Regions from separate parts of the Homo sapiens genome. Here region 2 is linked to region 1. The links are chromatin loops, found by intact Hi-C in ENCODE. Cell type or tissue: Panc1. All regions are shown on one strand. Links, peaks and the distances in the headings refer to the core of each region. The heading gives the core; the rest is flanking DNA.

What was found. A loop is a pair of places that touch in the nucleus more often than their neighbours do. Peaks named below come from ENCODE experiments on the same cell type or tissue, not always from the same donor. Only the 100,000 strongest peaks of a DNase experiment are listed, where the experiment ranks them.
Region 2: it touches region 1 in a loop (3-fold over the local background); 2 of 110 quality-filtered maps call a loop at or near these places.

What each region holds. Positions count from the first base shown.
Region 1 is chr10:131,653,844-131,656,741 of GRCh38, forward strand. No RefSeq gene overlaps it. Among named protein-coding and RNA genes, the nearest start is that of LINC01164, 130 kb to the right of the region's middle. In Panc1, for the core only: no CTCF peak of the experiment used is centred there; a DNase peak (open chromatin) is centred at 1,420.
Region 2 is chr10:131,771,060-131,773,957 of GRCh38, forward strand. It overlaps LINC01164 (long intergenic non-protein coding RNA 1164), which reads right to left. Exons shown (of 5, transcript NR_038365.1): 4 at 2,798-2,898; 5 at 1,339-2,628. Among named protein-coding and RNA genes, the nearest start is that of LINC01164, 18 kb to the right of the region's middle. RefSeq lists enhancers at 2,183-2,683, 2,684-2,898. In Panc1, for the core only: no CTCF peak of the experiment used is centred there; no DNase peak of the experiment used is centred there.

The sequences.
Region 1 (2,898 bases), core at 113-2,612:
ACACAGCAGCACTCACAAGCACACACACACGCAAACACACACATGCACACCCCCACTCACACAGAGGCAGCAGACACATGGCAGCACTCATAAGCACACACACACATGCAAACACACACACGCACACTCCCACTCACACAGAGGCCACAGACACAGTACCACTCTCACACTCACATACACACACACATGCACACACAAGGAGGCAGCAGACACACATGGTAACCCACATACACACACACACACAAAGGCACCAGACACACATGGCACCACTCAAACACACACAAACACACACAGAGGCAACTCTCACAGGCACACGCACACTGACATGGAGGCAGCAGACATGCACGGCACCACTCACACATGCACACACAAGGAAGCAGCAGACACGCACTGCCCTCCTGCACACACACACACTCACACACCCTCACATACACTCACTGATGCATACAGCCCACGTCAGAGTCCACTGGGCACCAGCAGCCTTAGGTCAGTTGCTGTCCTTGGGTTGAGCCATCCTTGGCACCCTGGGGAGGGGCAGACGCTGTGGACATTTGGGGTCTAGGGGCTGCCCCCACAAAGGTCAAGGACTCCAGGGCAGAGCTGAACACCCTCAGCCCCAGCCTGGCATGGGCTGGCCCCTACTCTCAGGGCCGCTTCTCCAAGAGCCCCTGGCCAGTGCCTGCCTCTTCCTGGCCCTGCTTCCCTCTGAGAGGCTGGGTCTGGTGCCCCCAGAGCATCCAGGTGGAGCGGCTAGTGAGGGTCAGCCAGCCTGGCCAGGAACAGGGCCAGGAGCAGGATGCATACGCCCTGGACCCTATGCATCCAGCCTCCCCATGCTGCGTCCAGGAGCGTCACTGGCCTCCCGGGTGCACAGCCGTCTCTGCTCCTCACACAGGGGGCTGGGGCGCAGAGGGCAGCTCTGCAGGTTTGCTGAAAATGATGGCAGGGCCTGGACAGCACCTCACCTCCTGGCCTTGCAGTGTCCAACGCCTCCTTCTGCACCCGGAGTACCCAGCAAGGGTGCCTCAGGGAGCTCCACCCATGTCTGTGGGCCTCGCGGGGCCAACCCTGCCCGTGGATGGAACAGGAGCCTGTGTCACGAAACAGGAGCCTGTGTCACGAAACAGGAGCCTGCCCCAAGTGGTTCCCGCAGGTGCAGGGCAGGCCTGGGCGCCCTCGCTACGCTAGTCCGGCTGTGCTTCCTTGTGCGGTGTCAGGGTGAGCCCAGGCAGGCCACAGCTCTCCCGCCTGGCTTCTCGGCCTGTCCTGGTTTGCTTCTGTTTCCTCTGTTGCATTTACCCACGTTCCTTAGGTCATGGAAGTTTCCGGAATCCTCCTGCAATAAAAGCTGGAGCAGTGCTGGCTTCTGAGTTGGTTGAGATGAGACTCATTCCTCCCTGAACACAGAAGCCGCACACACAGCCCCAGGCAAAGTCTCTGGCTGGCAGCCAAGCTGTGCCCTGCACTTGGTCAGCTGGTCAAGGTCGTGACCTCCCTGGCCAGTGCCTTTTCCCAGGGTCCCGGGGCTGTTTCTGGGGAGCGGAGTCTGACTCAGAGTGCAGGTGTCCTAGAGGAAGCCAGCGAAACCAGCAAGGCCTCGCTGGAGCAGAGCCTGGGTGTCGGGTTGTTCAGCTCAGGGTCCCACTGCAGCGCTGAGCCTAGAAATTCTGGAACAAGGGGAAGAGTGGAGGAGGAGTGGCCAAGTGCCCTCCAAAGGGGGAAGCAGGGGATTCACCTCTGCTGACCAATGCAGGGCCGCCCAGGAAGACAATTTAATTCCAGTCTTTTCCCATGAACGTGTTTCCACTCACCCGTGAGCACAGAGCCTCTGCTGATGAGAACCCTGCACAGGGAGCCACTCTGGCCGGGGCCCAGGTTTAATTAAAACACAGCCAACATGGTCAGGTTGCCTTTACCTGGGAAAAGCAGGATCCTTGGTACCTACGGAATCTTTTTTGCAAATTGACATTTAATATAACATTAAAAACAAATCATGCTTACATTAAAGGTAGTATGAAGTATTAATTTCACTTTAAAACATTTCCAGAGAATTTCTCTAAGAACAGGTCCCGGAGAATATTACTCCACTCATTTTATTCTGTTTATTTGTAGCTTTCCAGGGGAGAGTTTTCTTTCACTTTTCTCTTTAGCTTACACCATTTCCTAGAAGCCCATTTTTATGCTCCAGGTTCTATCCTGTTTAGCCTTTCCTCATATACCCATAGAATACAACTCCCTCCACCCCTCCTCAACAGACACAGACTCCCGATTGTAGAAATGGGGCTCATGGGGCCTGTCGAGCCCAGGAAATCCTGGAAATGGGTCCCTGAAACCTGCAGGCCAGGTGACTCATCAGAGGACGTGACGCTTCTCAGAAGTCTCGCTGGAACCCGCACTTTCCCTGGTCCAGGAAGAGGCATTCTCTGGAATCTGTTCTTGTCCTTGTAGGTGGTTCTCAGTAACACACAAAACAGTGACCAATAAGAGAAGATGATGGAAATGAGGCAGACCTCAGAGGCCACCCACAAACCCCCGGGACCCCTGATCCCAGGTCCCACCCTCACCTGCCTCAGCCTGAGCCAGCCCTGAGCCTGGAGAACAGGAAAAAAGGCCAGACTACCACACAAGAGCATGTGCCACACGGGAGCTACATGCCACATGGTATCCACATGCCACGCAGGAGACACACACCACACAGGAGCCACGTGTCACACACCACATGGGACCACATGGTATCCACATGCCACACAGGAGCCACGTGCTACATGAGAGCCCCACGTCACACAGGAGCCACATGCCACGTGGGAGCCACACACCACATGGGACTACATGGGGTCCACCTGCCATGCAGAAGCCACATGCCACACAGGAGCCAGTGCCACATGGGAGCCACGTGCC
Region 2 (2,898 bases), core at 160-2,659, 120 kb after region 1:
GTCACTGAGCTAGAGGCTGTCTGGCTTCTCCCTGGAGCTGGCACTGGGGCTTCTGGAATTCTGGAGGTTCAGCTGCAAGCCGTGGGCCCCCTGTCTCCCTCCCGCTGCCGGGAAGCCCAGGAGCTGGTGACGGTGCAGGAAGGTCGCCACCTCCTTGCTCTGGAACTGAGCAGCGCTGGCCCCACCTGGATGTCGCCTGGGTGTGGCACTCATCTGGAAATTCCACTTTAAGCAGCGTGAGGAACGGGCTGTGGAGGGAGACTTGTGACCAGGGCTGGACCATGCTGTCATTCTGCCCCTTCGCTCCTTCCAGAGCTCTGCCGTGGAGCAGGTGTGATCTGAGGAACTGTGTAGCCCCAGGTGGCTCCACCAGGCCCCTGGAGAGCTCAGCTGCAGAAACTGGAAGAATGAACCAAGGGCCGTAGGGGCAGAGGCCTGCAGCCTGGGTGTTCTGACATGGACAGCGCCTGGGACAGCTGGGAAGGCCTGCGTGTGTCTCAGGAAGGCTGTTTCTGGGCTGAGATCCTGACCCCGAGGGCACGTACATGAGCAGGGACACAGGCGCCCACCTGCTCCACTCTGCAGGAACGCAGGTCAAACCCTGGGATGGATGTGGTGATGGGTGCAGTGACAGGTGCAATGACAGGTGTGTTGCTGAAGTGACATGAGAGCCGGGGCCGGTCTGGACCTACTTGGTGAGGCCCAAGAGCAGGGCGTCCCCTGGGCCGGAGCCACTGGTGCCATCTGAGTCAGAACCAGAGTGGGTGGAGCGGCAGACGGGTTGGCAGCCAGCTCAGCGTCCTGCTGCCTCCTCAGTGCTCACCCCACGGGCTGGAAATGGTGCCCAGCAGGAACCTGCGGGGCCAGACGGACACAGAAGGAAGGACAGCAAGAGGTGGGATGGTGGCCTTGGGGAAGGTGCAGCTGGGGGCACAGAGCCTGGCCCCTCAGGACAGGGAGGCCACAGATGAACCCACCTGCCTCTATCCAGGCCCTCACAAAGGTCCCCCACTGTGCAAAGGCTGCACTAGCCATCAGAACAGCAGTGGGTGGGTGAGAAAGGGGCTGAGAGGAGGCCAGGCCACCTGCCTGAGTCTGGCCAGCCCCCAGGCCTGAGTGAAGGAGGCTGGGTCTGAGCGCCAGGTGTGGAGGGCACAGGGCTGAGCGGGCTTACTCAGGGCCTCCGTGGTGCAGGCACTTGCCAGAGGCACCCACACAGCTCTGGACACCACAAAGCCGTTTTCCACAAAGCCAAAGGCCTTTGAAACCCCAACCGGCTCCCTCAGTAGAAGACTCACTCACGAAACCTAGACTTGAAAAACATCAGGAAGGAACTTTGGCTGCTGATTTTCTTTTAATTTGTGATTTTAGGGCAATTATTTTATACAGCTGTTGATTGCTCTGTGTTAGGGAGGAAGAGAGAGGCCATTCGAAGGAGGTGCCCTGGGTCCAGCCTCAGCCCTGGGCAGGAGGGAGGGCGTCAGCCTGGGGGTGGTCAGGCATCAGAAGTCGTCGTTTCCCCAGGAGCCCCCACGCCTGGAGTTAAAACAGATGCGCCATGTCAGGTGCCAAGGCTGAACTTTAAACAGCCTCAAGAACAGCACGTTGAAGTGCAGTGGTGACGTGATGTGGAAACTCTGGCATGTTGAAATAAAATCCATCTGGTTACTGTAAAGATCAAATCTGAGTTTTAAAAACCCCCTTCACATTTTTGTTCATGCGAAGGCAGAAGGACTTCAAATTCTTCCAACCTGCCTTACAGATCTCCTTAAGGAAAAGTTGAAGGGATGTGTTCTTTCCCTCTTGGTATCGTTTAGAAGTAACAATGGTTGTTGCCTCCAGGACTTCAGCACGACCATAGCAGGTGCCATGACCTGCCTGGCCCTGCCACCTGGGTGGGACCCCAGCGCCCCCTAACTCCCAGCCCGGCCCCTGAGACCTCAGCTTGCCATGAGAATGGCCCTCCTGCCTCTTCCCTCTTCTCTCCCCAACACAAAAAATCCACCAGACCCAAAGATCAATGAGTCAAAACAGCGGCAGAGGAGGAAGGCAAAAGCTACTGTGGATGCAGTTCCTTGCTCTGTGATTTGGAGCCTCTGAATGTGCCATCTCTGTTTATTTCGTAGGCTTTTAAAATATTTTGCTGCCAAAATCTTCTATAGAAGATTTGTAATTTTAACACAGGCCCCTAAATCATTCCACGTATTGATCACAAAGAAAAGCGAACTGTGACATCTCTTTGGTCACACCTCCGCTGGCTCACTCGTAATCCCGGGGATGCGGCTGTTTTGTAAGTAAACAGGGAGGGAGGGAACTGACTGCTTGGAGCCAGGAACAGCACTGTCCATTTAAACGATCATCATCCGTCTAAAGCAGTGATTCTCAGCCAAAGACAGTTCCCCCCAGGGGACATCTGGCAGTGTCTGGAGGACACTCTGGTTGTCACCCCTGAGGAGGGGGTTGCTGCTGGCTTCGCATGAGTGGAAGCCGGCCATGCAGCTCAACATTCTGCCACTGCAGCCTGGCATCCCCTGCTGCCAGGAACCACGCAGAGAGGCACTGCTCCACGTGGAAACCTGGAAGGAAGGCTTCCTTCGTCTCTCAGAAACACAACTCGCTGGCATCACCCTGGAACCCAAAACGTGAGGTTTTTGTTTAGCCATGAAGAATGTCTGCTTCTGCAGATGCCCACAGGCAGCTCACACGCACACACGCACGTGCACAGACGCCCACGTGGGTGTAAACGTCACGCACTTTCACACCCCAACCTTGGCCTCGCCCATATTTGGCCACATACCGGGCAGGCAGGCCGGCTGCCGTCGTCTGATTTGTCAAGCGGCTCCCCTGTGCCTTATTCTACCTGGTACATCGTCTCGACTCCCTTGGGGCTGTGTTTTT